4 separate regions of the Mus musculus genome follow, and all the other regions are linked to region 2. Evidence: chromatin loops called from intact Hi-C (ENCODE). Cell type or tissue: heart. All regions are shown on one strand. Links, peaks and the distances in the headings refer to the core of each region. The heading gives the core; the rest is flanking DNA.

Region 1 (7,312 bases), core at 1,208-5,207, 89 kb after region 2:
GAGATAGAAGAATCAACCTGCTTTCAGAGCCAGTTTCTCACTGTCCTCAAACAGCACAGAACAACTCACAAACACATTGTACTTTACAGCATCACCACTGTGAATGCGTGTGCTGAGGGGGGTGATTTGCAGACAGATTGGAAACTGAAGAGAAAAGAACTGACTTGCAAGCTAGTGATGGAGCAGAGAGCAGACCTTCAGTAAACAGCAAGGTGAAATGGGACTGAGCAGGGGCAAGTGGAGGACCTCTACTTAGGTGTGGGGCTCCCCACTGTGAGCCCCGTTCCATGGCCTCTCTCAAAGCCTTAGGCTGGACTTGAATTAACCTATTTGTCCTACATTACTCCAAGAGGGCAACGTCACAAGAGGAAGGTCAGAGCATGGAGGCTGGCTTGGCATATGGGCCAAGAGGGCAGGGAAAGTAAGAGGAGGAGCAGCAGGCAGCGGGAGGAGATAGGCTCTAGACAGAAAGACAAGTTGCTTTTCTCAAGTCTGACTGCAGGATGGCCATGCATGCTATGTCTGCCAACCTACCCAGACCAGCATAACCATCTGGCCATCTCCATATCCTACACAAATTACAGACACATAGTTTGGAAGAGCACTATGAGAAACAAACATTCAGATAGCAAAGCACCCACTGGAGCCCACCCAACTTGAAGAACTAAAGCTTGGATTGTGCAGTACAGGAGCACAATCAGAGAAGACCTTCCACCAAAGACACTGCAGGAGCTGTCACTGAGAGACGAAGCCACTGAGCAGACAGATGGCAACTTCAAATGCAGCTGGTTTCATCAGGACACATACCTCACCCATCTTGTGCTTTCTCAGCCCAGTCAGCCCTTCCTTCTGGCTCTGCTGCCACTCTGTTTATAGTTCTTTCTGACTACTGTGGCCTTCATTCACAAGGGGGAGTCTGCATCCTATTTCACTGGGCCCTTTGGTTTGAATTTCCTCAGCTAGCTGTCTGACCCCAGTCGCCAGGTTGCAGACACACCAAGCACTCCAATACCCCTTGTCTCAGCCAGGAGAGGACCTTTCTTTCCTCCAAGTCATCTTCCCACTCACATACAGGACTCCAGGCTTCTCCTTTTACCTGTCCTGGGACTTCGAGCCATCCGTCGCCCCTCTCCTTTGCCCTCAGCCTCTCCCTTTCTTTAGTGCCCTTTTCACTATAAAAACAGTATCAAGTGTCCCTCAATGTCAATAATGTGAAGAAAAAAATCTGAATCCTAAAATCAAAACCGTGAGCAATGTACCCTTTGGGGTTCTCTGAGAAGCATCTCTGCTTCCAAAGCCAGTTTGGACTTATAATGGTGTTTACTCAAAGAGATAAAGAAAAATGAAAAGTGTTATTTTTGTACTTAAATAAAGTTGATCATTTGGTCTGACATCTGGGAAGATGCATTTCCACCAGGAAGCGGCCTACAAGCATAAGGCCACTGGTGACACGCTGTGGCTGACATGCTCACTCAGCCAGAGGTCCACCTAGGACATTAAAGCCCATACCAAACCTCATACTTGATTGAAAGTTGCACTGAGCACTAGCTAATATGTTTTCACCAGCCTCATTATTCCCAATGTAGGGAAAAGTAATCCCATGGCCAAATCACTATATTGCATACTCTCCTACATCTCTAGGCTAGAGATTCAAGTTAAGCCTAAAATCACTTGCTAGTATTGAAGTGTAATGTTTGACTACGTCCTTCAGCAACAGCTCTTCTCAGCTTAGCTCCAGCCCTCCCCCAGCCCCATCACAATTAGGTTCTTGCATGTGCACACAAAAGAAGATATTCAGTGAGTCTCTTCAGCTACCTTTGCCTCCCCAAGAAGTTATGTGAACATTCCCATCTGCCTCTTAGATTTCCATGTCAATTTTAGAATTGGAATTTGATCTTTAAATAGTATTCTTTTAAAATAAATAAATAAGTCTCAAGGGATGTCACATCTACCTCTGTTAAACCAATCTGTCCAAAGTAGAGACAGTGTCGGTGACCACACCTGCACTTGACAGAGGGCCTGTTCTGTATCAGTCAGTCACAATACGAAACAAATGAGCCATATTGTAGTAGCTTCAATTGCAAGCATTTTCTCTGCTGCATGTTACCATTGGCTGTGCTCAGCTTAGCTGTTACAATGTAGATTCTGCTAAGTACCTGGCCACAATGCAGAATGGCTGAGTATGTTACTTCTTGGGCAGGCTGAGAAGGTAGTGACTTTCTTTAGCAATCACCAAGACACAACATCCTTTAGGTTCACAAAATCAACTATGAAGACCAAGACATAAGGCTACTCCCCTCACTATAAAAATGTGTGGCAAAGCCTTGACTATGGAATCCTGATATATGGGTTAAAGAATTGGGGCCAGACATGAAAATCATCCCGGCAGCCAGTGTGTTCCAGCTGTCTGAGACTGGGTGTCTCTATCACGTGGAGAACGTAAACCTTTCCAGCACTTACATGATGAGCCTGAGGCGGGAGCAGGATTAAGATGCAAACCTGGCCATTCAGTCCGTAGAGGCTGTGGAGTCAAGGAAAGAGCACTTGGACTTGAAGTCACATGCCCACTGCACTCACATGGATACCTAACCTGACACAGGGCTCACGGAATCCTTTGAAATCCGTTATCCATTGGATCTGATAACTTCCTCAGAAACGTGCCATTCCCCATGCCCTCTTCACGTCTGCACTGGGCAGACCACTGGTGGGACCTCTACAGCAAGCTGTGGGTGTTACTCTCCTGTCAGATATTAGCCTCCACTGGGCTTCAGTGTCCAACAGCCCCAGTTCATCTTTCTTGTCCCTGACTTCTTGCCCTCCTTACAGTATCCATTCCATACCTTGCCCCTCTCCACAACCCCTGACACCCTGCAGTATCTTTCAGCTTTGTTTGCAACCTTGCTTTCTACTTCACAGTAAAACCAAACCCCTCTGATGAAAACCTCTCCTCCTCTGCTCACAAACCCACCCCATCTTTCTCTGCTTCTGCTTCTCTTCCAATACTTCCCCTCCAGCTGAGAAAAGATCTTCTCTCCCACTCCTTTTCAGAGTTCACATCGTCCCTTTTCCCTTTCCTTAACTGATCCCTCCAAGCAGATCATGAGCAGCAACATTTAACCATGCACCAGTCTTTTACACCTTAAAAATAAATCCTTTCCTGGACCCAGCAGCCCCTCCCAGTTGCTGTTGCTGTGAGGTTTCTTAGCTATGATTTGGACAAAAATAAATCAAAGATGCTGGAACACATCACAAAACTATACAAAACTGTTCATAGCTGCCTTAGTCAGAATAGCCAAACATTGGACATGACTTTAATTCCCACAGTGAGTGGAGAAATGTGTGATAAACAGTGGATACTCCATGCATGAGGGCTGAATTGCTACTGCAGACCCACATACTTTCTGCGGGGAGCATACATTTCCCTCTACTCAAAATGGAGGGAAAGAAGTCAGATACAACACTCCGAGTTTGTATAAAATTCTCAAGCAGGCAAACTAACAGATCTATCTAGCAAGACGCCCCCTGGGGGCAGGGATTTAGAAAGAAACTGGATGCAAAGGGGTACAAAGTACCTTCTAGGGGTGATGGACATACACAGGCTGATTGGAACAGTGATCCCATTGGCCTATGCATTTCTCAAAACTCACTGGATGACACCACGTTCACATTGACTTAAACATGAGAGACCCACCCTTCCAAATTCAGCTTGCTAAAGTCACCAGCAGCATCTCTGTCAATCTAACAAGCATGTTCATGTGCTAGCCACTCTCCCCTAAAACTCCCATCTTCTCCAAGTTTCTGGGGCTCCATCTCATCTTCAGTTCACTTCTTCCCTTTCTGTCCAGCCTACTTCAGGAGAACACCTTCATCTGTCCCCCTAAAACACGAAGCTCCTCAAGGCCCACCCAGAGCTGTCTTCCCCAGTCCACATTTCTTACTGGTGACTCATGGTGATTTCCCTAGGCCATTCCTCCAAGCTTCGGACCTGTTTAGCATCTGCACTTTAGAAGACTCTAAAGCCATACACTGCATTCTTCTCTTCCTTCTAGAATAACAGAGGAAAAGGCCTTATGGATCCTACAGAGGGAGAGAAACATCTCAGCTTTAGCCCCTTTTGAAGACTGCTTGAGTATCTGGCCACAAGCCTGCTTTGTAAAACTCGCATCAATATAAATCCTTGGGAAATGGACCCTGGTAAACATTTGGGTCAAAATATCAAACGTACTCCTGCAGAATCCCACCCACAGAGCCATAGCCACCAGAGCAAAGTCCACCTTGAGGAAAGCCACACTAGTCTGATGGTACCTGATGCCAGCACGCTCCTCACAAGAAAGAAGAAGCAGAGTGGACGCACCGTCATATAGCAGGCAGGCCCTCAATGATCCAGTGTGATGATCACACCTACTGCTGAGAGAAGGCCCCCTCTTTACATGGCCTTGCCTGCTCCTGAGCCAAGGAAGGAATAATGGGGTGAGAAGGTGACAGTCCCTCCAAAAGTATCAAAAGTGGCTGGTCTTCTCATCCAAATCTGATCATTTTCCAAAGGCTACTGCCTCTGCGATGTCACTGATACCAGTTCCTCTCGGTGCCGATGTCAGGTGTCCATTCATACCAAGAGTCTTCAGTCCCCAGTTGTCATTCTCTGGGACTCGTCTCTCCCAACCAGTCCCACAGTCCCTTCACTTAAATAACTATACTGCCTGATACACAGTCTCCTCACTGGTGACCCCCTAGGCCATTTCCATCCTTAAACCAAAGAAAGCTTTTCAACGAACAACTCTGTACCCAGCTCCTACCTTGCTCGGAGCCCGCAACTGCTTTCGGTACTCTCAGGATAAAGGCAAAAATCTTGTGTTGTGTCAGCTAAAAATCCCCTCCCACATGTCCAGCTGACTCCTTTCAGCACAGACCTCTGTAGCTAGGCTCCCTCCCTCATCTCTCTCTTCTTGTTCACTCTCAGCATCTTCAAACCTCAGCTCTACAGGACAACCATTCTTAGCCATGTGTTCTCACAGATTAGCTCAACACTTTCACCCCTGGCCCCTAGCATCTGTCTCAAACATACCGTTGCCTATTCACACAAGGGTCAACTAATGCTGGCCATTCTTGTTTCTTATAAGCTACATGGTTTCAGGGGTGCAGCTGCTCAGCCCACCACTTTATCTGTATCACACCATGACAGACCTCGGGTGGAACTTAGTAAATGCTCATTGGGTGACTGAGTGAATAGATGAATGAGACCTTAGTCTAGTTTGTCTTTTCTGAACCAAGCACAAGCTGTGGCCTCCTCCCTAGTCGTTACCTTTCTGCATCTGCTTCATCACATTCGTTTTCTTTTATTTCTTTCTCTCCCAAATTTCCAGTAGCTTTACCCAAACACCTCAGCCTAAAACTTTTGCAGCCACAGTGCCACCTAGAGTCCACCCATGAGATGGGCCAGTAGCCAGAAAGTCCTGACTAGTCCAACCCAGTTCTGCTCTGTACTGCTCTGTACTATATTCTGAATCTATCTTCACCTCTTGATGCTGCACTTTTCTGGCTTTGAGATGACGTTGTTCCCTCAGTCCCCTACGTGCCCCATGGAGACTTTAAGCAGTGCAAGGAAGAATGTGGGTGGGACTTCCAGTGGTATCTTCCTCTGGCATCCCGCATGCCTGCCCTTTCCTGCAACTCCATCATTCTGTTCCTTTCCATTCACCTTTAGCCAATCATTTAACAGATATTACAATGTCACAATTGTTTAGTGAGAAGCAATCATGGTTAAGGGCCCATGCAAGATCTCAAATTTAACTTGCTGTCGCCAAGGAGATCATTCAAGAGAAAACAGTTGCTTCTCTTATGCAAAACTGCCAGCTTTTCTCTAAAATTATCATCCCTACTCTGCAGTTTAGATCAAGTATTTTTAAAGTCCACATGGTGATCCCATCACCAGATGCCCACACATAAGGATGCAAAGCACATCAAGGAGTATAATGGTAAGTAGGCAGAAACAACCACCCTGCCCCACCATTGAAGAATGGTGGGTAGCTGTGGCATGTGCAGCTCCATGCATAAGAGTATGTGGTACATCAAAGCATAATAGAAAGTAAGCAGAAACAGCTAACCTGTCCCACAAATGAAAACTGGATAAGTAATTATGGGATGTGCAACCTCTAAAATTAATGCACAGGAGTGTTTTTACCATAACACGAAAGCTGCTTTGTATGCTAAGTTCAGAAAAAAAATACAGAACTTTAACTTGTATGCAAAGTGTTGTCTCCACCATGTAAAATAACAAAAGGTGTGGAAAAATCTAGTACAGCAAGATATTCTCAGTAGTTATCCTGGGGGGAGGGTCTTGTTTTCAAAAATCTCCATAGTGAGTTTAGTTTAACTCACAGTAAAGTGTTACAATAAATCTGAAAGAAAAATTAATATGAACTATATATAATAAACATATATTTGCGTAGTTTTCTGAATAATCTTTCAGAGACTCAAAATGTCTCCAGACATTTCTTCTCCAGAGTTCTGAGGTCTTCTGAGACTTCCCAGATTCAAAGTCAGGAAACTCAGGAGCCTCTGCATAGCCAGGGCCTCAGCCAGCATCTTCTGGGTGCTTAGCAATATGGTTGGACCCCAGTGATAGGGAAGAGACCTCACCTGCTGTGCTGCAAAGGAAGCCTCATCTCAGTCTTGCTTGACTGCTTCTCCTCACCATTGCTTTGAGACTCTCTTCAGCGACACCTTGTGTTGTGATCGTGTAATCACACAACAGGCACTGAGTGGGTCTCTGTAGAACCAGGCACCAGGTAAAACATTAGAAATCTGCTGAATCCGAATCCCTCCATGCTTGGTGCTTGCAATTACCCTGCTTCATTTAAGCTTCACTCAATGAGGAAGAGGAGGAGGAGGAGGAGGAAAAGGAGGAGGAGGAGGATAGCACTATTATAACCATTTATAGAGAAGAGAAGAGAAGAGAAGAGAAGAGAAGAGAAGAGAAGAGAAGAGAAGAGAAGAGAAGAGAGGAGAGGAGAGGAGGGGAGGGGAGGGGAGGGGAGGGGAGGGGAGGGGAGGGGAGGGGAGGGGAGGGGAGGGGAGGGGAGAGGAGAGGAGAGGAGAGGAGAGGAGAGGAGAGGAGAGGAGAGGATTCTGGAATAACACTAATAGAATACTGGGGTTTTTTTCTAAGTTATCTCTCACCGGATACAAAGATGGATTAGTATTAAGAATTGTACTAATAGGAATTAGTATGGGTGAGGAGTTGTGGATTCCTCAGAAAGTTGCACATAGTACTACTGGAAGATCCAGCAATACCTCTCCTGGGCATATACCC
Region 2 (7,312 bases), core at 1,592-5,591:
TGTCCATGCTTTCCCACTGAGATGTAGGCTTCTTCTCACTCAGCTCTTTCTCCTCTCAGATTGCTTCTTACCAGGAGGAGCCTGGATATTAGGTGGTCATGACAATGAGTGAAGAAAGACACAGTTCCAGGACTCAAGCTCTGGTCCCAGGCACTCCTGTTAGCTTCAGAACACATAAGGGTCGGAAGGATTCCTCTCCAGGCAGGCAGAAGCCTCATCTTATTATTGGAGCTTCTGACAAGAAGCCCAGCCTATCTTGGGAGAGGATCTAGGTAAAGCAGACTAGTTGTGGACTCCATCAAGAAAGTCCCAAAGCCACATGTGAGCCAGTATAGGTCCTGTAAACAGTTCCATTGTGTAGGTCTAGCATCTCAGCATTCTAAAAACCCAAGAAGGCTTTTTGGATAAAGAGAATTGTGATAGGACGGTGACCACAGCCACAGAGCTTGAGTTGAGGGCCATCCATGCTTATACTGAGACAGGGATTTTTTTTTCTCTCTGCTTCCTAATCCTTGAGAAATGTCATCATGCCATAAGTTGATTTCTCCTCCCTGGGCCCCAATTCAGGCAGAAGCTGTGCTGCCAACAGGGAGTTTGGAGCTCGTAACTCAGCTGTGGGCAGGGCCTAGGGGGCCTGATTCCAATTAAAGATGTCAAATGTATTTATGGATTATGCAATCAACAGGTATGCGGCAGCCTCAATAGCCGACGGGGCCACCCTGAAGATAGGCCTGTAATTAATTAATCCCAGTGGGTCTGCCAAGTTCTGCTTCCAAAATGAGTCCTTGTGCTCATAAGGATGCTGGGGATCAGGGCTTACTACTAATCCTGTCTTGTTTTAGGGAGGGACAAGGAGCTGGATCTACAGGGTCTATCTGTGCAGAGAAAAGAAAGACAGGCACAGGGAATGTGGGCTTGGATCATGTGGAGCACTTACCAGACAGTGGTGTGACCTGGAACAAGTCACAGAATCCCTGAAATTGGACAGGATGGTACACACTTCCAGAGGCAACACATGTGGGAGAGCCTCTCGCAGTAGGTGCCCACTGATTGTTGAATGAATGAAAGAATGCCCTGGAGAGGATTTGCTTCACTTTGCCCAACAGCAACCCATCTGTAGACAGCAGTGACTGCTACCAGGCTATGGAAAGGGGCACAATCTCTTCAAAGCTTATCTCTAAGCCACACTTTTCTCTCTATAGAATTATCTTGCCAGGCCTGCCCTTCTGTTCTTCCTTGCCCTTGAGCTCTTATAACTTGATGGAAACCCAAACAAAATACCTCAGATTTCTCCACAGTTTTGGCTCTGGCCAGATCTTAAACTGGAGCCCAGGTCCCAGAACTGTATCTAAAGACATGACTACTCTCAAAGAAGCCTCAGTTTGCAAGAGTGTGGATGTCCACATGAACAGAGACAGTCAGTATGATGATAATGGCAGCAGTGAGCTCAGCGTCCACCCTGTTGGATGTTGTGCCCAACACTGCATTCTTGCCAGCTTGCCACCATTGCCTTCATCCTGCCAGGTAGGCAGGTCTCCATTTAGTGGCTGGAAAGAAGTGTCAGAGGTAGACGAAGTAGTATGGCACGTGTCAACATGTGGCTTTTAGATGCTATTGGTGGAGGCAATGGTGAAAGCACTGGTGACAGAGTGGAGATGCTGTTGTGACAGCCCCATCATTACACATGCCACATAGAAGCTGGGCTCCTGTAGAGCTACTGTATTGGGACGCCTTCCTTCATTCTCTCACTTCTTCCTTACATCAGAGGTACAGGTTACATTTCATAAAGTTCACTCTGGCTACACGGAAGATATGACCTCTAGTAACAGGAGGTGCCAGCGTGGGAAAGTGATTTTGGTACTAAGGACATTCAGGTAACCACATCTACCAGCTTGGAGACAGATCAGGTATGAGAGTGAATGTGTGTGTGTGTGTGTGTGTGTGTGTAACATCAATATGTGATGTGGTAAGATATGAAGAGTCAGAGTAAAAGGAGCCAAGCTCCTGGAACTTGCCATGAAAAAGTAGTACACAATGTGTTTCCCACTAGTCCCCTCCTAAGTCATTGAGTATCATCAAAGGTTTCCAGTGGCATCCTCTTTGTGAGCAGACTGCTGAGCAATGTGACTGTACAAATGACATTTACCCCTGGGTATCAGAGTCTGTCATCAAAGTGCTGTGCAGCTAATAACCTCACCGGAATCCATGAAACTTATAAGCTGGGTTCTCTTCAGTCCTGCAGGGCTTGAAGCTGAGAGAAGTAGTTTTCTCCAGTCCTTTATGAATCAGGAAAGACAGCCTCTGTGCCTGCCTAGAGCCTGTCCCATCTATATTTATCCAGGAGGGGCAAAGGCAGGAATCTCCCCCACAGCAGCCGACCAGGTGGGGCTCCAGCCTTAGCCTTTCACTGGGCATCTTCCCCGTATCCTCTCAGAAGACTGGGGTGTCAGTCTTGACCCTATAAATAACCCTCCATCTGCCTCTCCCCCAGGCAGGGTTCCTGTGGCCTGAATATTTTGTGGTAACCAGTGCATCCTGAGCCTATCTAGGCTCTTAATCTTCCCATTTATCTATTGCCCAGTTTTTAGTCAAGACTTTCTATAACTGACCACTGGTGATTTACACTATGCCACCAGCTGGGCATGGTGGAACATGTCTGTAATCCAAGCAATCGGGAGGCTGAGAAAAAAGAACAAAGAGTTCAAGACCAGTCTATCTTAAAACAAAAATCCTACCCCCAAAGGGATGCATCTTCTTCACTGTATGATGTGAGTGAATTTCTAAACCTTTTAGAAACTCACCACAGAGACCTGTACTCAACATCTGCATGTTACTGACCAAGAAACAGAACCTTTTTTTTGGGGGGGGGGATGGGAAATCAATGAATTGACCAGGAACAGCCAACCAGCTGTAGACAGAATTGAGCCTCCCCGAGTCAACAGAGCCCTCCCAGGTACCCTGCAGACTCTGCTTATTGTGTGACTTCCTTTTTCTCCAGGGTTGAGGATCATCTCCTTATTGAGGAGTCCATTTTGTACAGCACTGATTGATTGCCTCAGAAGCCCAGCCTTCTTTGCCCTACCTCCTAAACATGACAAGTAGCATTTGCTTTCTAGCTAGCATCCTCCCAGGTCCAGGGTGAGTGGTTTCCAGAAAGTTTGGCCTGGCTCAGAAGCTGGCCACAGATTTGTCTCAGAAAGAAACCAATATTCCTAGAAAGGAAAGGGTGACAGAGAGGATAAAGTTGGATTGTGCCCTCTCACTATTGGCCTACTTCCTCCTGGTGTTGAGTGTATGAAAACTGAGCTAAACAAAAGCACACCTCTGCTACCCTCCCTACCCTCCCTGGGACCAGATATCTTTTCTGGAGTGGCTAAACAGATTGTGTCAAAGCATATGGGCTCTGCCTTGGGAGTACTTGGATACGAGCAGTGGTCCCACCAATCTCTGTGATTGAACTGGAGTCATGGTAGTATATACTTCACAGGGTCCTTGTGAGGACTACAGAAGCAGAGATGTGGAAAAGCCTACTCACAGTTAGCATCATCTTCCCCCTTCTCTGCTTATTCACACCTGTGAGTGCCTGGTTTGGTACCTACCCTCCAAGATGATTTTCAACTCATCAGAAGTAGTCAGGAAGCTGTAGAAAGTATCTCCAGACCATGATTCCCTTCTTTCTGACCTCTGCAGAAATCTGATGGAACAACTGGTATTGGCAGCCAGGCGGAGAATCTAAGGCTCTGGATTTGAATTCAGTTGAGAAGCCTCTCTTGAGTAAGGTGGCAAGATAAGACACATGGAAGTGTCTGGGTTAGTGTCATTCTGGAATGTGTGGGGAACCAACAACAGCAGTGAAAGAAGGGAGGCAGTACATAGTCCAGAGAGGATACGGTGGTCCCTTTAAGAGATTGTAAATAGGCCCAGTCACCCATGACTCCCAAATAGCTCCCTCAGGGCTAAGGAACCCATTCTTAGCTAGATGTCCTAATGTGGGAAAAACGCACATCTGCTCCCTCTGGGTGCCAAGGTTATGGCATTTCCTGCTGAAGAGTCCATTACATTGCTGAGTCTGGCCTTGGGCTCTCAATGGCTCCCACAGTGACTCCTCTCCTGACTCCATCTGGGGTCCCCTGAGCCCCAGTTTTCTCCAATATGGAATGCACTTTAGCAGGAACTTAGACTTTGGCTGGATGATAAAAGAGATAGTCCATCTTAAGGGTTCCTAACCCAAATTCCTAATGTTGTAGAACAACTCAGTTGGTGACTAATTCTAGCTTTTATATGTGTGTCATCTCAAAGTTCATGTTTCAAAATGTAATCCTCTGTGTGATTAGATTCAGGGTCGGAGCCTTTGAGAAGTGATTACATCATGAGGATGAGGTTGTCATAAATGAGATTAGCATGCTTATAAAAAGAGACTCCAAAGAGCTCCTTTGTCCCCACCCCCTCACCCCATGGTTTTAGGACATAGTAGACCTTGTGAACCAAATGAGACTTCACCAGACACCTAATCTGCTGATCCCTCAATCTTGGATTTTGCAGACCCCAAAATTGTGAGCAACAAACTTCCTTTGTTTATCATCTACTTTCTCTGGTGTTCTGTTTTCATATATTTTCTCAAAGTCTTAACTTCATTATTTTTGAAGGATAGTTTTGCTAGATATAGAATTCTTCATCTGCAACACCTTTTAAAATAAAGTGCCTTTCAGCCTTCATGACTTCTGGTGAGAAATCTGCTGTGAATTGTATTAAGCTGTGCTTGGGGGTCATCCCTTTCCTGTCACTGTCAAGGTTCAGTCTCTGTTTGAGGCTTTTAACAGTTTAACTATATATATCTTTGAATGTACCCAACTTGGAGGTCATTGAGCTGTGGGACTATGTAGGTTTGATTTTTAATAGCTGTAGAATGTCTTCAGACATTACTTTTCAATATTCTTTCTGCTTCTTTCTTTCCTATTTCTTCTCATTGCACATGTTAACACACATACATGTCCCAAGCTTCTTCATTAGTTTATCTCCTGGGCTGAATAATTTCATTTGGACTTTCTTCAGGTTTGTCACTTCTCTGACCAATAAAAATATATTGACACCCTTTCATGAAGTTTTTATTTCAGCAACTGAACTTTGCCACTATATAATGTGTGGGTGTTTGCTGTATTTAGAAATGTCTGTATATGCATAGGTGTATATAGACAAATATGTATAATTGCCTTCCTATTGATACTCTGTATTTGGTGAAGCATTATTTTTTTATACTTTAGCTACTTTTTAAGAAATCTTATGTGTATGAATGTTTTGTCTACTCTACATACATGTCTGATGTCTACAGAGGTCAAAAGAGGGCATCAGGTCCCCTAGCAACAGAATTGTGGGTGGTAGATGCTAGTAACTGAACCTGAGTCCCTGAAAAAGCGGCACGTGGTCTTAATCTTTAAACTACCTCTTTATTGGCAATGCTTTGGTTCTTTAGACACTGTTTTTTTATATTTAAATTAAGTGGTTTAGAGTCCTTGCTTAAAAAATCAGACCTCTGTATTTCTTCAAGAATATTCCTTATTAACTATTTTTTATATTTAATTATTTCTATGCATGCCTACAAATTTCTGGTTACAACTGGGCATTTAAAATAACATGATGCCTCAAATCTAGGATTTATAGATGTTCCCTTGAGTTTGCTGTGACTGTTGGTGGTTGACAGTGTTTAATTGGTGACTTTTCAGAGCCAGTCCTATCATTCTCTTTTCATTGACTTGTGTGGACATCGAAATATCTGCCCAATTGCCCTAATGAGTGGCTAATAGGTAGACAGATTTTTCTTAAATGGCTAAAGCCAATAATCCTTCCTGAAGAGCCTTTGGGTTAGCCAGAGACAAGAACTTGGAGTCATTTCAGGTCTTTCTCTAGCAAGCACAAAGCACATCGGGACACCTCAATGCATGCACACTGCTTTCTCGATTCCCAGGAATCTTTTGGAGTTTCTCATTGCCACAGACAGCTATGATGTTAACCAATTGCCTCTGGTTGCTTTCAGAAAACACCCTGGGAAAAGACTATACAGCCCTGGCAATGGAGGCTTCCAGAAAGCCACCAGTCATAGCAGATTGTAAAGGTGCTCTGGGAATGGAGCTTCAGAGACATCCCTCTCTTGTGTCCCTTTTAGTAGCAGCCAGGCAGCTGCTCACTGTGATTTCACTCCCATCGGCAGTGTGGGAGAATGGAGCAAGCTAACATGCCACAGAGCATGTTGTTCTTACTGGGAGCTGTTTTTCTTGATTAAATTTTTCCTGAATCGTGCAAGCCTTTGGTTCATATCCAGAGTTCTAAAAAAGGTTGGTTCTGACAATTTGCCCAGTGTTCCTTTGGTTTTGAGGAGGAAGTTTTCAGAGGTCCTTAGCCCGCCCCAATAGCTCACTGGTAGCTAGCTGACATGAGCCAAGAGGGAAGTTGGCTGTAAAAGGACTCAAAGATATATTACATGCCCAAAGGCATGGCCGTGACAGTAAGAGTCACAATCTTTAGAAGGGTATAATCATGCCAAACTGAAATGCAGAGGAGTGTCATTAGCAGAGGTGAGACTGGCTTGCCACAGCCGCCTCGAGGAAAGACTGAGCGGTTCCATCTGCCAGCACAGTTTGTCACCTCAGACCTCTTCTGTTAGGGCTCGCCACTCTGGCCAGACCTTTAACTAAGACTTTAGCTTTCTCATCCAAAGGCCACTGCTCCATCTACAGGAGTCATGTTCATGTTTTAAGTTTCAAACAATCACACCTTTAGACCTTCCAGGACCAGAGACTTATCTAAAACCTGTAAGTTATACACTTAACTGTGTTCTCATATGCAGTATATCTTTCTCCTTCTGACTTGAGTTCCAAGCCAAGTAAACAGGGCTTCCAAATGCTCCCACCACCATCCCCCAACACCTGCAATCCCACCATCACCACAGCATCACTGCCTTGCCCAGATATTTGTCCTTAAATAAGTTCATATTTTCTAGATCAAGTCCCAAAAGTCAAGCCAGATTGATTCTGCCTCTCTCCTTAAACATGCCCAGGACACATGCTCCTACTTTCTTTCTTTTTTTTCTTTTTTTTTAAATATTTCTTATTATTACATATTTTCCTCAATTACATTTAGAATGCTATCCCAAAAGTCCCCCATACCCTCCCCCCCACTTCCCTACCCACCCATTCCCATTTTTGGCCCTGGCATTCCCCTGTACTGGGGCATATAAAGTTTGCGCGTCCAATGGGCCTCTCTTTCCAGTGATGGCCGACTAGGCCATCTTTTGATACATATGCACCAAGAGTCAAGA
Region 3 (7,312 bases), core at 1,549-5,548, 66 kb after region 2:
GTTGTCGGCAGAGCCTGGGAATGTGCAGTGTGTTTGGTTTGGCCTCTAAACCGTTGTGCCATGAGACAATTTTCCCCAACATAAGCCTGAAAGTGGGTGGGGACCTGGACTGGGGGCCAGCTTGTGAGCAGAGTAAGCTGGGAGGAAGGAGGGAGGTTGCACTCCTAGGGGCTTGTCCCCCTCCCCACCATCCCACTTCATTTTCCTGGGACTCTTTCCAAGCAATAAAAACCCCACTTGGGCTCCAAGGGAGAGTTTTCATCTTTAGTTTTCAAAGTGTGAAAGAAAATACCTATAGGTACCTTGTGAGACATAATTCCCATTTGGTTTTTGCCCCCCTAGCAAAGGACAGCCTGAGCGCTGGCTCCAGCCACTTCACAGGGCACCTGGCCCACTGCCCTGAAGTCAGCCCTCAGTGCCTCTCAACTACCCAGGCTGAGACACATAACAGCATTGAGGCATGGATGTGTGTGTGTGTGTGTGTGTGTGTGAGAGAGAGAGAGAGAGAGAGAGAGAGAGAGAGAGAGAGAGAGAGAGAGGGAGAGAGACAGAGACGGAGACGGAGACAGACAGAGTCAGACAAGAGAGAGACAGAGAAAGAAGGAGAGGGAGGGAGGGAGAGAGAATTTGAGGTAATGACTTCTTCTAGACACAGGCACTAATAGGACTGCAACCAACAAGCCCTCAGTCTGACCCCGGAACCTCCTCCACATCAGTATTCAAGGTCTCACCCAGGAAATAGTGCACTTCACTAATGCTCAGGGTTCTTGCCACAGAAGCAATCGACCCCACTGCATCTCATCTTGCTAAGAATCCTCATTTTCTTCAAGCTTGGGAGAAACTGAAATATGGCACAGCAAAATCACTGAGTGTGATGACTGCCTTTGCTACTAAGTACACTGTAAATGCAGGATGTTATTAGTTGAAAAGCAGAGAAATAAAAATATTAATGATATTTTTTTCAGAGAAGCCTTCCCACATCTCCCAGGGCCTAGCACTGTTGTAAGACTCCTCAGATTGAAACCTGTTCTTTAACTCTCATAGAACAAATGCCCCACTATGGCAATGAGGTTAGTGGAACGTGGATAGTGTCTTAGGTGAACCTTCGCTCTTCAAGATCATAGGGCAGGTCATGGACCTTGAGGAGAGAGAGAGGGAAGTCTCTAGTGGTGACAATAACAGCAAGACAGTGGGCATGATGGGGATGAGGTAATGTAAAACAGTACCGTGAGATTGTGACCGGTCCCATGTGGTTGAAGCCCAGCATGGCAGGAAACAGAGCACACTGGTTTCTGTGAGCTAAAATGTGCTGTGGAAGCCCCAACCCCACCCCTGTTTTACAAACAAACTCAGTAGGAGCGCTATGCCTGCATCTCCGAAAGAGACAGTGGTCGTTCCTCTCCTGCCCTATGGGTGTACAAACCTACTTTGCCCCAGAACCTGATACCCAGTAGCCTCTTTGAGGCACCCTTGCTGAAAGGAGGTGGTAAGACTCATTTGAAGGCTTATTGTGAGGATAGTAATCTTGTTTGAACAGCTGGTGTGGGGGATGCTTCTCCTATGGCAGATAGGATGATGTGGTGAAAATTAAGGAGTGTGTGTATGTGTGTGTGTGTGTGTGTGTGTGTGTGTGTGTGTGTGTGTGTGTGTGTGTGTGTGTTCTGCCACCTTCAGCAACCTTGTGCGGAACAACAAGGTGTAGACCATCAGGAGACAGGTGGAAGCTATACTCTAGGGACTCCAGTTGACTTTGCAGTTGTTTCTGCCTGGAACCCGCCCTCATGATCAGTCACATGTGGGCCCACTCTGTCTTTGGGGGTCAGTGGAGCTGGCTATGGGGTTCCAGACTATTCCTCCTCCCTAAGGTACCTGCTAAAACTAGAGCTGAACCCGAAGCTCTCTTCCTAGGAGGAGGTTGCTGACGGTCCCTGTGTTTCCTCTTTGCAGCACTACGATCTCGCCACCTCCGCTGCCCCTGCAGCCTACCCCCAGCTCCGAAACCACCAAGCCCTTTGTCAAGTCCTCACACCAACTCCAGCAGCAGGACGCTGTGGGGCCTACCAGCAGCTCAGCGCCTACACTGGGCCTCCTCCATGCCATCACTGCCTCCATTGTAGCCCCCTTCCTACTACACAGCCTTGGGCCTTCCTGACCTCGACCACCCTTGCAGAGAAGCCAGAGAAACCACAGGAGTCTGTGGCCGTGTCCACCATCTGACACCACCTCAGATGGTGCTAACACCCTCAAGGCAGTTCACACAGGACAGGGACCTTAGAGCACTAGAGCTTTATTCTACTCCAGTTACATCTTCTTTTTTGTAGAAGGTCTTAATTTCCCATAGTGCTATGGGGCTCTTTTGTAAAATATGTGTCCATATTAAAAGAGAAAATGTATTTATTCTATTGATAAAACTATTTTTATGTAGCTTATGTTATAGTCCCTGAATTAGTCCCAAACACCAACCCAGGGAAGGAACCCAGGTTCCCATGACCTCTGTGACCTGTGTAGACAGTGGCTTTGAATTGGCCCCAAGCCTCCTACTCAGGCTTGACTTCTCCCACTGTAGGCACCTCTGAGGGCAGGCAGAAAGGCAGCCCCAGCTTTTGTGAGGCTAAATTTCAGAGCCAGGGGCATAGTGGCCAGCCATCCTCCCTAACCCTGTCCAGGCCCCAGAAGGGCAATTTAAGGAGAAATGAAGAAAGAAAGAAAGAAAGAAAGAAAGAAAGAAAGAAAGAAAGAAAGAAAGAAAGAAAGAAAGAAAGAAGAATGCTGCTATTTTGAAGTCCCACGTGTCTGTGGACTGGCCCGCCAGGGTTCCTGGTGGGTTTTTCCATTAAAGTAGGAGACTGGTGCTGTGGGAGATGAGCCCAGTCCTGTGGTCAGATGGCTACACTGAGATCCAAAAAGTGAATGGGGTTACCCAAGGTCACAAAGCAAGTGGGTGATTGATGTTCCAGTGTCACTGATCCAGCTTCCATTCAAGAGGGGCTGGTAAACCTGGTTAGGGCTGGGAAGTGAGCTGGGCAGAGGACAGGAATGGGCAGGGGTGGACACAGAACAGTCTTAGGGGCGATGGAGTGCAGGAGCCTCCAGTTGTGGTGATGACCGTGGTAGAGACAACCACCTGCCAAAAGCCTGCTGTGCGATGTGATGACCTCCAATTCAATGATAAGGCTGAACCCCCAAAAGAGGGAAAAGATCCACCCAAGATGTATGCCCTGCCCAGCCCTGGATTAGGGTGATACAAAAAATACCCTTGCTCCTCAAACTGTGTTCTACTCCTGCTCTTTCGGTCAGGAGAAGAACCAGGGGAGGCAGATTTCCCAAACTGGAACCCTCCCAATCTTCCCATGGCAGACAAGGAGGCCATTTCTCCAGCTCCCCCTGCTGGCTTCTGTAGCCAGGAGCCTCTAGCAGCCAGCATGGACAGGCAGGGAGTTGAGGCACAGAAGCCTTCTGTCCTCCGGGGTCTGACTGAGAACACAGTGGGCCAAAGCTGGACTTGTGGCTCATTATTTAAGGAGTCCTAGATCCTGAGAGCAGAAAAGAGCCCTCACCTGGCAACAAGAGTAAGAATGACGCTAAGGTCCAGAAAGAGGAAAGGCCTCTCCAAAGTGGCACAGCTGAGACAGGCATGTTGACTCCGGTCCCGTTCTCTCACCTCACTGCACATGGGTTTCCCTGGCAGGCTTGATGGCGCCTGGTTGGCTACAGCACCGCCATGCTTAGGTTGGCAGACATCTCCCTTCTGAGATGGCAGGACTCTGGGCAACTCATTGCATAGTCAGGGGTCCCACAGGCATCCTGGCAGGCAGCAGAATTCTTTCCAGCTCTGCCCCAGTGGACAGGTTTAAGCCTGAGACCTGGCAAGATTCTGGAACTCTGCTTCACAGGGTCCCGCCAGTCCCATGGACACCACACTGTAAACTGAACTTGACCTCAACCAGGACTGGAGTCAGTTTATCCTTGGCAAAAAAATGTGACTTCCTATTGCTGAGCGGGAAGGGGCTTAGCTGACTTTTAAAGCAGGCTCAGAAGTTAGACATCAAACGGATCGTGCAGAGCGCTATTGGGATGAGATAAGTGTAAAGGAATTGGAAACACACAGGCCAGATTCCCCTGTTTGGGGCAGAGTATGGCATGAGATGTATGGAGATCAAGCTCGAGGTTAATTAAAGATGAAGCATTTGGGGAAAGAGTCCAAGCACCTGACCGTGTGCCCAGACCTGTGCCAGGCGTGGGGCCAAGATGGTGAATTAATACAGCATGTAATCACTGTGCAAGCACAGTGCCAGGGTTACACACATGGGCTGAATTGTACCCACCCTTCTGGGCCCAGAAGAGTTCACCATCAACATGGGATAAGTGGAGCTATCCTGGGCTACTTTCCCAGCCCCAACATCAGGCCACTTGTCTTTCCAGACCCCTTCTTAAGGAAGACTGAAAGGGAAGGAAGTGTTTCAAATTCTCTTCCCCACCACATTTTAAGGTTTTTAAAGATGACGTGCCCTGCTTAGTAGCACATGTCTGTAAGGACTGTACTTGGGAGTCTGAGGCAAGAGCATCAACAAGCATCATAAGAGGTCCAGACTGGGATGCACAGTGAGTTCTAAAACAGCTTGAAGTACATGACCAGACCCTATATGAAAAATGAAGGGAAGGGAAGGGAGGAGGGGAGGTAAGGAAGGAAGAAGAAAGGGAGGGAGGGAGGGAGGGAGGGATGGGGCAGGAGGGAGGGAGGCAGGAGGGAGGGAAGGAGGGCAGAGTAGTCCAACAGATCAACAAAATTCAAGGTAGGTGTGGACTTAGAAAGAAAGAACCATTGTTCAGACACCTAGGGCCAAAGTTTCCTGGCCCCTGGAGAGCTCTACCAAGCCAGGGTTTAAGCAAGTAGCAAACTCAACTTGCTGGCCTACATCCTAGGAGACCTTGCACACAAAACAGAATGTATGGCTAGGCCACTTAAACTTCCCTTCCTGCTCTGGAAACAGACCAGTAGTCCATCAGCAGTTTCTCAGACTTCATGTTCTTGCTGGCTAGACTCATAAACACAGAGCCCAGTTCCCTTGAGATTCCAATGAGTATTTTTAGGACTTTCGTTTTAACTTTGAGTCAAACAGAAAGATGGAAGGCCTGTGGCCTAGCAGATTAAGTGACCAGCACTTAGCGGGGAATCAAAGAGGTGTCCATGCCAATCTCGGAGGTCAAAGACACGGTCTGCAATGTCTGGACTGAGGGTGACTCACAACGTTCACCTTATACTGAAAGACCCAAGCACATCCTTCTCACATGGAGTGTGGTCACCGGCAATGTCCTAGTCTTGTCCAGTCCAGACTTGGGCAAGCCTGGAAGCTCAGGTACTTTGTCCCACCAGTGCCCCTATCACAACAGATCCCAGAGAAAAGAACTGCTGGTTGTAGTTTTAATGACACCCTAAGTGGCAAAAAAAAAAAAAAAAAAAAAAGACCACCAGACTTGTGGTAGTAATAACCATGAGATAAACACCAGGCCCTCTACTTGGTATTTAAGACCCTCCATGACCCCACTCAGCTGACCTTGCTGGTCATGTCTCATCCCTCCTACCCCAGCCTGACAGATGGAATCATATCTGTTATTTCTAGAATAGACATGGTGCTTTATACATGTTACTCCCCAGGGGAAGCTCTCTTCTCTCCCCCCAGCTATTTATCCCATGAGGATAACCCTAGCGGCTTGCTCCAGGATGTCCCCCACGGAACCCTTTGTACATTACTAGTCCCACACACACATTCCAGAGTTAGGGCTCTTTAGATATGAATTTGCTCCCTGTTGGAAATACAAGCAAATCAATGAGGTGGGTCCTGTGTCTGTTTTTTTTTTTATGACCTTTGACACAAAAGTGATAGATGAAGATGTGCTGAGAGGGACAAGGGAGGAAAGGAAGCAGGACAGAGGAAGAAGAGGTTGGAGCTAGGAAAGGCAAAAGACAGCCTTGGCTTTCTATTTGAGACAACTTCCACATCCCTAGCTGCTAAAGGATAGCATCTGAGAGTAGAGTTCTCCAGGTGGAGGTAGACGCATAGTATGCAAGGCCCCAGGGTCCACTGGCTGAAGATGTGGCAACCAGCTGGAAATCTTGGCAAAGGATTGGTGTAAATGCCATGAAAGTGCCCCTGGCTTTGTAAGGTTTGGGTTCTTTACACATTGTTAGTTTTCCAAAAATTCATCTAAGCAGCCAAAAATATCACCCTGGCTGGCCATCTAAGCCTGTAGATTCAGTACTCAGCTAAAGCCTCTCTACACCCCTCCCCCATTCTTACACAGCCCAGCCAGGCTTGCCAAGAACTGGCAGAAACTCTTGCTGCCCTTGGGCAGGGGACCTCTTGGGGAGGAGATGCCTGGATTGAAACCCTGCCCATGACTCCAGCTCAGAGCCACTTCTTAGTCAGTGCCCGACCTTGAGGAAGGGAAATCAGAGCTTATAAGGGCTCTTGGACCCTATCTGGCCCTTTCCAGGCAATGTCAGCTCCTCACCACTGTCTCCAAAGGCAGACTTTGCCTATAGAGAGGCCTTTGCTTGCTGCTTGGGAAGCCACAGAAGCTCTTTCAGCTTCTGTTTCTTCATGGACCATAGGGAGAGTTTCCTGGGGCCAGGAGGATAATTCTGTGTATCATATTGACACCACAGGCCACCATGATGGGAGCATGTGACAGATAAGAAAACATAACTTAAAGGCCCCCTCCATCCTAAAACCTGCCTTGGGGAATGTGATTTTTAATAGGATCCAAGTCTAAGATGCCTGGAGTGAGAAACCAAGGACTCTTAGACTGGAGTCTCTCTGGTTGCAAGGCTGAGGTGGGTGTGGCTCTCAGCTAAAGAAGGGGGAAGTTGACCTTAGCTTTTGCCCAGTTCTGTCTCAGATTTGTTGGCTACCCCACTGTGCCTCACTGTACCAAACTGGCCTCAGCTCTCACCATGTTTGTGGTGTTCTTTATCACCTCTTCCTTCACCCCTGCCCCATGAATTGTCATGAAGAGTTCTTTAAGAGTATAATAGAAGACAAAGAAAGATGCTATTAATGTTATTTTGCCAAAAATATTTTTGTAGCATAATATATTAATTAAAGATGTTATGAACTTGACCCTGGTGTTACTGTTTACTTCTCTGTTTTCCTTCTGCAGGGTACATTTGGGGAATTGTCTGGCTTGTGAGGGCGAGAGCCTAGGACAGTATGGCACAGAGAATGTGAATGACCCCATTTTCCATGCACAGATTTGGGTGTGGGCTGTGAGGATGGTTTGAGCAGGGAGTTTGTAGGTGCAGAGGGCCAGC
Region 4 (7,312 bases), core at 1,873-5,872, 73 kb before region 2:
CTGCTGGCTTTGAAATCAGACAGGCATAGATTCTGCGTTTCCCTGACTGGCTCTGAAGCCCAGGACAGCAACACTACCCAGCCCACCTCCAGAGGCTGTGCTACACAGTGAAGCATCACACTGGTGGGTTTGATTGATTCATCCACAGTGTTGACAGGCAGAAAGTCCTCCAGATAGGGGACTTACGTCCTATTCATCTACTTGCTTTGCAGCTGGAGAGCATTTGCTCTATGCAGAACTGCACGAACCGTCCTCTAGCTCTGTGGCTGGGCAGGGACTCCTTCAACTAACTGGATTCCCAGTACCTTGAGCTTTTGTGTGACTTCCTAGAGTATTGGATGCCCATGCTTGTACCGTCCAGGCAGTATAATACACCAGAATCCGATACTCCAGGAGGTTACAGAAGCTCAAGGAGGGTGGGGGGACAGGAAGGTGACATTCTCATCAGCAATCCTAAGAGCTGACTTCCTTCAGAGGTGAAGTGACGTCTCTGGCTGGTCAGTTACTTTATTCAGACTCTTAATTCGTCCACCTGCTCAATGGAAATAATACCTGTTTTATGAATAAACAGTACCTTGAGTTCACTGGGTGGTATAAAAGGAAAAAGGCACTCCTCACAAACACAGAACTGAACCCAGAGTCCTAGCTAATGCACAGGCGGGTGGGCAGTGTACGTCATAGTTTCTAGCAGAAATTCAAAATCTAATGGAAAGAGGCCAAAGGGAGGCAACAGTGCTGCATTCTAGCTCCTTAGACTTTAGAAGAATGTTCTGAGTGACAGAGACAATAGTCTATCTTCTCCATACCTCTATACCATCACTGGACCAGGCACTGATGAGAAGAGTCTCCAAACTATTGGACAAGCATCTGAATGTGCACCTCTTGCACATCACTAGTGGATTTAGGGATTCCTTCCCTGCCCAGAAGCCCTACTGTGGACCTGTGGAATGCTCTTCACACCTTGCTGGCCATGATCTTCCAACAGAGTCCTTGGGGTTGGTGTTCCATGAACTGGACTCAGCTTATGACACCCGACCCAGTCCTTGGTTCTGAGTCTGGTTACCACTCCTGAGTCTGCTCTGCCAAAGCAGTGACCCACCAACTGCTCAGAACATATTATCACATATATAAAATGAGATAGTTGAGCCTGCTCCATAGCACAGATTTAAGTGAAGGCATTAAACTACCCAGAGCTTCGGCTGATTCCAGAGGTGGCTGAACTTTCTAGACTTAATCACAGCTGGAATGGGGAGAGGGGAGAATGTTGAATTGGATGAATATGAAGAATGATAGGAACAAGAGAGCACCAAGCAGAAGGAGGTTTAAATAGAAGAGAAGAGGACACTAAAAGAGGGTGAAGAGATTCACATATAACCATGTCCAGTTGCCCCATGGCCTGTAACTTCCCATGCATTTCTCTGACCACACAGAATTTCTCTCCATTTAGCCACTATGCAATTTCCCCATGTTTCCTGTGTCTTGTGTACCATGGCTTTTCAGCTGTGCTTGACTTCCAAGTCTCCAGGAAGTGCCCCTTCTCCTGAAAGCCCCCCTTGACAAATAGCGTTCTCAGTAATCAGAGGCTCCAGTCCTGCATGCTTTCCCAGTCCTCGCTCATGTGCCTTCATGGCACTTCTCAACAGTCTCTGCTTTTTGGTCCTCACTGTACACTAGGAGCCCCTGAGCTCCAGGAACATGCTTGGCTTACCTTTGTGGTTCCTGGGCTCCTACAGGAACTGGCTGGCACTTTTTAAATTAAGTGAAAGAATGTTCAATGAATGAATAAAGGATCAAATGAAGACATGATTGCAAGGGGAGGCAGTGATGTAGTGTCTCTTTTGTAAGGGCCTGTCTGTATTTTCCTCTTCTCTGTGCTGTGCCTCTGTTCACAGTCCGTGGCTCCACTGTTACTGGAGAGTTGGTTGGTGGCAAACAGCCCAGCATCTGCCATGCTCCCAGGGATGCCCTGGTCTGCTTTTTCTTCAGGCTGTCTGTGGCCTCCTAAGCAACCCCTGGAGACCTGCAGAAACAGTGTTTTACTCCCATACTGAATCCTCCCCCCAAAACAAACATAGCCACTGCCAAGAGCCTTCAGGACTTGCAATGAAAAACAGGTGTCTCCTGGAGACCTGTCAGCCAGGCACAGAAACTTGGGGTCACTACCTGGGGAGAGGGAAGAGGAATGGCAGCAAGGCACGCCATACACCTGCAGCTCCTAGAGTCCAGCTTCAGGGGCATCAGCCCCTTGTGTCATAGGAAACTGCCTCCTACACTGCTCCCAGGAGTCAGAGCATCAGGATACCCTTACTCAGCATGGGCAGATACACAAAGACAGATACACGGCTCTGTTTCCCCCTCACGTCTCTGACTCACCAAAGTGAAGGGGTGTTTGGTATCTGCAGTCACCTAGCTGAGGATCCTTCCTTACCTACTGTACTTCATTTTTCTTCTTGGAGTCTAACAGAACTCATCCTGTCAATGAGGTTTTGAGCCTGCTGTGGGATGATAGCTTAGAGGTGTATGTGTGGACCCCAGGGATCCTACCTGGGCTCCAGCAACCACAATTGACAGGCTGTATAAAACCTTAAGCAGAGCATTGCTAGCTTCCCATCTCTGCTTACCCAACCTCCTGAGGCAGTTCCATGGTGGCAGTGCCTCTACTCTCCTGCACAACTCACCCGACCTCTGCTTCTCCCAACCTTTAGGTAAGATGTCTTGTCTGCCTGCAAAGCTTTGTCCAGTCATCTTATTCCTTTTTGTATGGAAGACATGTTTACTGAGCATCTGCCGTGTACCAGACACTGTTCTCAACACATGGTCATGCCTGGCATCCCGTGCTTACTGGCATCCCTGTTTACTGACCCATAGATGTGTCTACCCACCTTGAAGTGTTTATCTGTGTCCTGGAGTAGGCTTTTTTCATGCTTGCATGACCTATAACTGAGCTTCTGGTGGTAGAGACTGTGTAACCACTTCTATACCCAGGGCATTGGGCACAAAGGACTATACCTGCCTAGTTCACTTCTGATTCTCCAGCATCCCACCTACATCCTAGTATACTCAGGGTCCCGTCAGTGCACACCAGAAAAGAAATGGAGTGGAGTGGAGAGATGGCTCAGCAGTTAAGAACACTAGCTGTTCTTCCAGAAGAACTGAGTTCAATGGAGTATTCTTACAAGCCCTGCATGTTCACCTCATGGCCCTTGCAGGAAAGGTTTATCTCCTGTCACCTATTCTCATCCTCCTACACTGAGACTCTGTAGAGGGGCCAGGTTCCTATCCCCTGAGTAGCTTGTCTTGGGAGGAGCCCAGGCCAATAGGTGCTATAGCAATCATCTCTATTTGTCCTGGAGCCAGTTTCTTGCTCCCCAGCCCTCACCTCTGATTTCAATTATCCAATTGCACATTGCTGCTGAAACTGCCTCCAAGCAAAGGAGCTTGCCTGGCTCTGCCTTCATTATTTCCCACATCCCTTCACCTTGCACTCAGCTCTTGGCTACCCTAAAACACCCCTGCTCTCCTCCCCTCCTCTCCTAGCTCAGCCAAGTCATGAGCACTCTGGACTCTCCCAGATGCCTTTGCCTCTAACTCCACCCTCTCACATATCTACAATAAACCTGCCCAGCCACCATTAGTTAGGACCAGTCATTTTTTCCTCTCCTTTTTATTTCTATTTTTTTCCCCATCCAGTGAGCACTCCACTGGATTTGCAGGACCCAGGTGAGTATCACTCTCCTATTAGAAATGCTGTCAGTTTTCATGGCTTCAGGTGGCGCTTGAGTTACTCCCAAGCATACTACTTCCAGCAGGGACAACCTCTGGAAGCTTTGTCCATTCCCTGGTGTGGAGAATGAGAGGGACAGAGAAACCAGAGAACTGAGGCCTAGCATAGAGAGGTGAGGCATAGCAGGAACAAAACTACTGTCCCTAAGTATCCACCAGGCTGTCCTGTAGCAGAGAAGACAGTGTCACAGAAGCTGGAACTAGCCCAGTGGGCAAAGAGCAAAGTGAGACAGTGGCTGCTCGGTGTCCGCAGAGCAGCTGCCCTGGCGCTTGGATGTGGTGATCAGCAACCTACTGCAAAGTAAGAGGTGGCCTGGCCCCTGCTGGGAACTGCTGGGAAAGCACCCCAGATTCTAGGAGAGGGAATGCCTTGGAGGTCCTGGGCTGCCTCCTAGCTTCCCTGGTCCAGATGAGTCATCCCTGCTGAGCCTGGCTCAGCCCTGTCCTATGGGGATAGGAATGGCTAGGTTGTGTGAAGTGCTTTCTCCTGGGGCATGCTGACCCTGAGAACATGGGACAGTGCCCCTGCCCACAATAACCGAGACAAGGTTCCCAGGTCACTTCAGCCCTGGGGCTGCCCCGTCCTCACCCCCTCCCCCAAGCACACCAACCCCTCCCCGTGAGTTGGCACTCTACTGCTCCAGGAAATGTTGTTACAAATTTTTTTTTCCACAAAAGCACATGCTGGATTTTCCATGCCACCTCCAGCACATTTTCGGGAAGTCCCAGGTGGTTGGGATAGCGGCTGAGACCCTCCAGAAAGGCCAAAGATCCAACAAACTGAAAGAAGGCTGGCTTTTATTTAGTCATAAGTACATATACGTCTCAACTTTTGAATACTGGAAAGGAAAAAAAAAAAAAAAGTCCAGCAAACCAAAAAAACACACACATCGCTTTGCTTTGGAGGGTAATTACTCTGAATTCAGTTAAACCAACTTGCTCTAGCTAACTAGATTAGTTTACATCTTGTGGTAGAAAAAGAAATACAAATTACTTAGATTGCAATAAACCATGTTTTTCTAACTAAGTAGATTAGTTTATATCTTGTGGCAAGAAACGAGGAGAACGGCTCAGCAAAGCCTGGTGCTTGCTCGTGCCCACTTGCTAAGTTCAGGGCAGGCTGTTTGCTAGGTGACCTCTAGCCTCTGATCCCCCAGGTCTCCCTCGCCCACTTCTTCCAAGAAATGCTAAGAACTGGGCCTGGGGAGAAGAATAAAAAACACATTGAGCCCAACCTCCCTGAGGATGACGCCAGAGCACTGAGGCTGCGCACTGTGTACAGACTCTGTTCTCTCCAGCAAAGCATCGCCTGTAACTCCTACTGTGTGCAGCCAGAGCCTGGGCCTGAGGGAATGGGACCAGCTGTTTGAACGTGAGGCACCAATGCCACCTAGGGCGCATACTTATCTTGTGCTTGACTGACACCGTTTTGAGACTGGAAATAATTTATAAATTAGGGGTTCCTCATCATTTTGTTCCAGAACTTGCAAATTATGTAGCTGATCCTAAAGGACAGACATGGGCGGAAGGAGGAGGGGACTGCCCTCAGGAGTGTGGTTTCCTGGAGGACACAAAGTAGTAACAAGAGTCCATGTTCACCAATGGAACAGGAACCATGGGGACATACAAATGGATGTCATCCGTGTGTGACTTTCTTTCTTTTAGGGAACACACCAGGAAGCCCTGTCCCTAGTGAATCCAGCAGATTCAATGACTTGGTGAATCTTTGACTTGTTTTCTAGTTTGTTTTTTCATTTTGTTTTTTTCCTAAGAAGAAAGATACTTGCTGCCTGAGGTCTGTGCCTTTCTATCAGCTCTGTCCTGTCTATTATATCTGATGCCTTCTGTCATAGGAAAGGTTCATGGTGGGGTGGGCTCTGCAGTTATAACTGTCAAGCACTGAGCAGTTTTTGAGGTGTCTAGTTTTTTTGTGGATGGGGTGTACAGAGTTGTTCCCCCAAGGGTCACTTCAATATAGAAAGTCATTTTACCCAACAGAATACCACCCATGTATTATTACACCACACTGAGGCTTGGTCTCATCTAACTGTCACAGAGACCTTGTAAGTCTGTTAAAAAGAATATGAATTTGATTTACAAGCAGAGTGGTTTTATGTCAGACACTTATATTTCCTCTTGTGAAAATCCTGGCTGAGAGTGTGCTCTGCTCCGGGAGGCTGGGAATGGTTTGGAGTCCTTTTTCTTGCTTCTGCTGCCAGGCGTTTTGGCGTTTTCTGCAGTGCAAGGTGGTCCAGCCTCCTGTCTGCATTCCAGACCTAGGGAAGAAAAGCAGAACTTGGGGTTGGACTCATGAGCCTTCTAGCACCCATTGCAACAGCTCAGTCACTTGGTTACTCTTATCTTCAAGCTCACTTCTAGGTGGCTATGTTTCTGGATAAACATGGGGAGAGCTACAAGGAGGCTAGATGTGTGGGTGAAAGGACAGTGCATACATGCCGTATGCTTTAGGTTTGAGGTAGTTGAGTTTTGTAAATAATCAACAGTTCACATATGAGAAGATAGTGAGAGAAAGCTCTGTGGTTTACTTATTTATCATTCAGGATTTGTGGATTTGGAGAGAAAGCCTCTGAGCTTCCATTAAATGCTCATGCCTCCAGTGCCATCATAGAACTTTGTCAGCTTATCATTGCTGCTTCAGTTTGGTGGACAGTAGTCAGGCCAACCTGGAAACACAAGCTGTGGGGCTGAGAGGAGTCAAGGCTAGGGAGTCAAGATAGGCCTTCTAAGGAAGGCCTGTTCCTGGGACCCCAGAGTAAGATGGGTTGGGGTTATTGTCTAGCCCCTTGTTCTCAGGCAGGCCACCTAAACTCTCCACATGGATTTCCTTTCCTTCCCAGCGAGGCCCACAGCATGTGCACACCCAGCAGAAGAGAAGCACAGTAAGGGTGAGCTGAGGGCCATCACTAGGGACAACATCACAGGCCGTGAGGCAGGCTTCACAGTAGGAAGTTAGAGGCTGTGGCAGCAGATGAGGCGGTAATAGTTTAGAAGGAAGGCCCTTCCTCATGCTGGCTCTTCTCTTGGCCTGGACTATGCCCATTTTCTAGAAGCTGAGGTTGTACAGAGCAGTCTCAGGGATGGCTGCCTTGTATACCTGGGATACACGGGACATCTCTGTCCCTCCTCCCAAACCATTTCTACTAGTGAACTGACATCATGTGGTCTATAGGAACTGTTGCATCCCCACTGGGATACTGGTAGTATTTGGATCTTTGGACCCATCTGGCTCTTACTCATTATGGCTTGAGGACAAGTTTGAGAGGGTTGGAGGTGGAAAGGCTTCAGATAGGACTTGGAGGGAAAGTGGATGGAGGGGCAGCAGAGTATGGAGAAAGGGAAAATAGGAGACCAGGCAGAAGCCAACCTAGGAAAACCAGGCTCTCCTGTGAGGTACAGATAAACCAGAGCAGCCTCAGGGATGGGCAGCAACCCTATCTTACACAGGAGAAGGCCAAGGCTCCATGGACTCCTAATTTGTCTAAGTTCACCCTGCCAGTGATCCACTTAG

The links. Peaks named below come from ENCODE experiments on the same cell type or tissue, not always from the same donor. Only the 100,000 strongest peaks of a DNase experiment are listed, where the experiment ranks them.
Region 1: a loop joins it to region 2, with 2.0 times the contacts of the local background. A loop is called at or near these places in 3 of 42 quality-filtered maps.
Region 3: it touches region 2 in a loop (1.9-fold over the local background); 3 of 42 quality-filtered maps call a loop at or near these places.
Region 4: a loop joins it to region 2, with 1.8 times the contacts of the local background. A loop is called at or near these places in 2 of 42 quality-filtered maps.

Annotation. Positions count from the first base shown.
Region 1 is chr4:114,630,631-114,637,942 of GRCm38, forward strand. The region is part of intron 1 of Gm33655 (a long non-coding RNA gene); the gene reads right to left. Among named protein-coding and RNA genes, the nearest start is that of Gm12829, 46 kb to the right of the region's middle. In heart, for the core only: a CTCF peak has its summit at 3,548 (motif pointing left); no DNase peak of the experiment used is centred there; H3K27me3 peaks cover 3,849 bases.
Region 2 is chr4:114,541,659-114,548,970 of GRCm38, forward strand. The region is part of intron 2 of Trabd2b (TraB domain containing 2B); the gene reads left to right. Among named protein-coding and RNA genes, the nearest start is that of Gm33710, 120 kb to the left of the region's middle. In heart, for the core only: no CTCF peak of the experiment used is centred there; a DNase peak (open chromatin) is centred at 4,023; H3K27me3 peaks cover 573 bases.
Region 3 is chr4:114,607,978-114,615,289 of GRCm38, forward strand. It overlaps Trabd2b (TraB domain containing 2B), which reads left to right. Exons shown (of 7, transcript NM_001085549.1): 7 at 1,948-7,121. The coding sequence ends at 2,152. The region is part of intron 1 of Gm33655 (a long non-coding RNA gene); the gene reads right to left. Among named protein-coding and RNA genes, the nearest start is that of Gm12829, 69 kb to the right of the region's middle. In heart, for the core only: a CTCF peak has its summit at 3,395 (motif pointing left); no DNase peak of the experiment used is centred there; H3K27me3 peaks cover 2,663 bases.
Region 4 is chr4:114,468,177-114,475,488 of GRCm38, forward strand. All of the region lies in intron 2 of Trabd2b (TraB domain containing 2B), which reads left to right. Among named protein-coding and RNA genes, the nearest start is that of Gm33710, 47 kb to the left of the region's middle. In heart, for the core only: a CTCF peak has its summit at 4,115; a DNase peak (open chromatin) is centred at 4,125; H3K27me3 peaks cover 3,685 bases.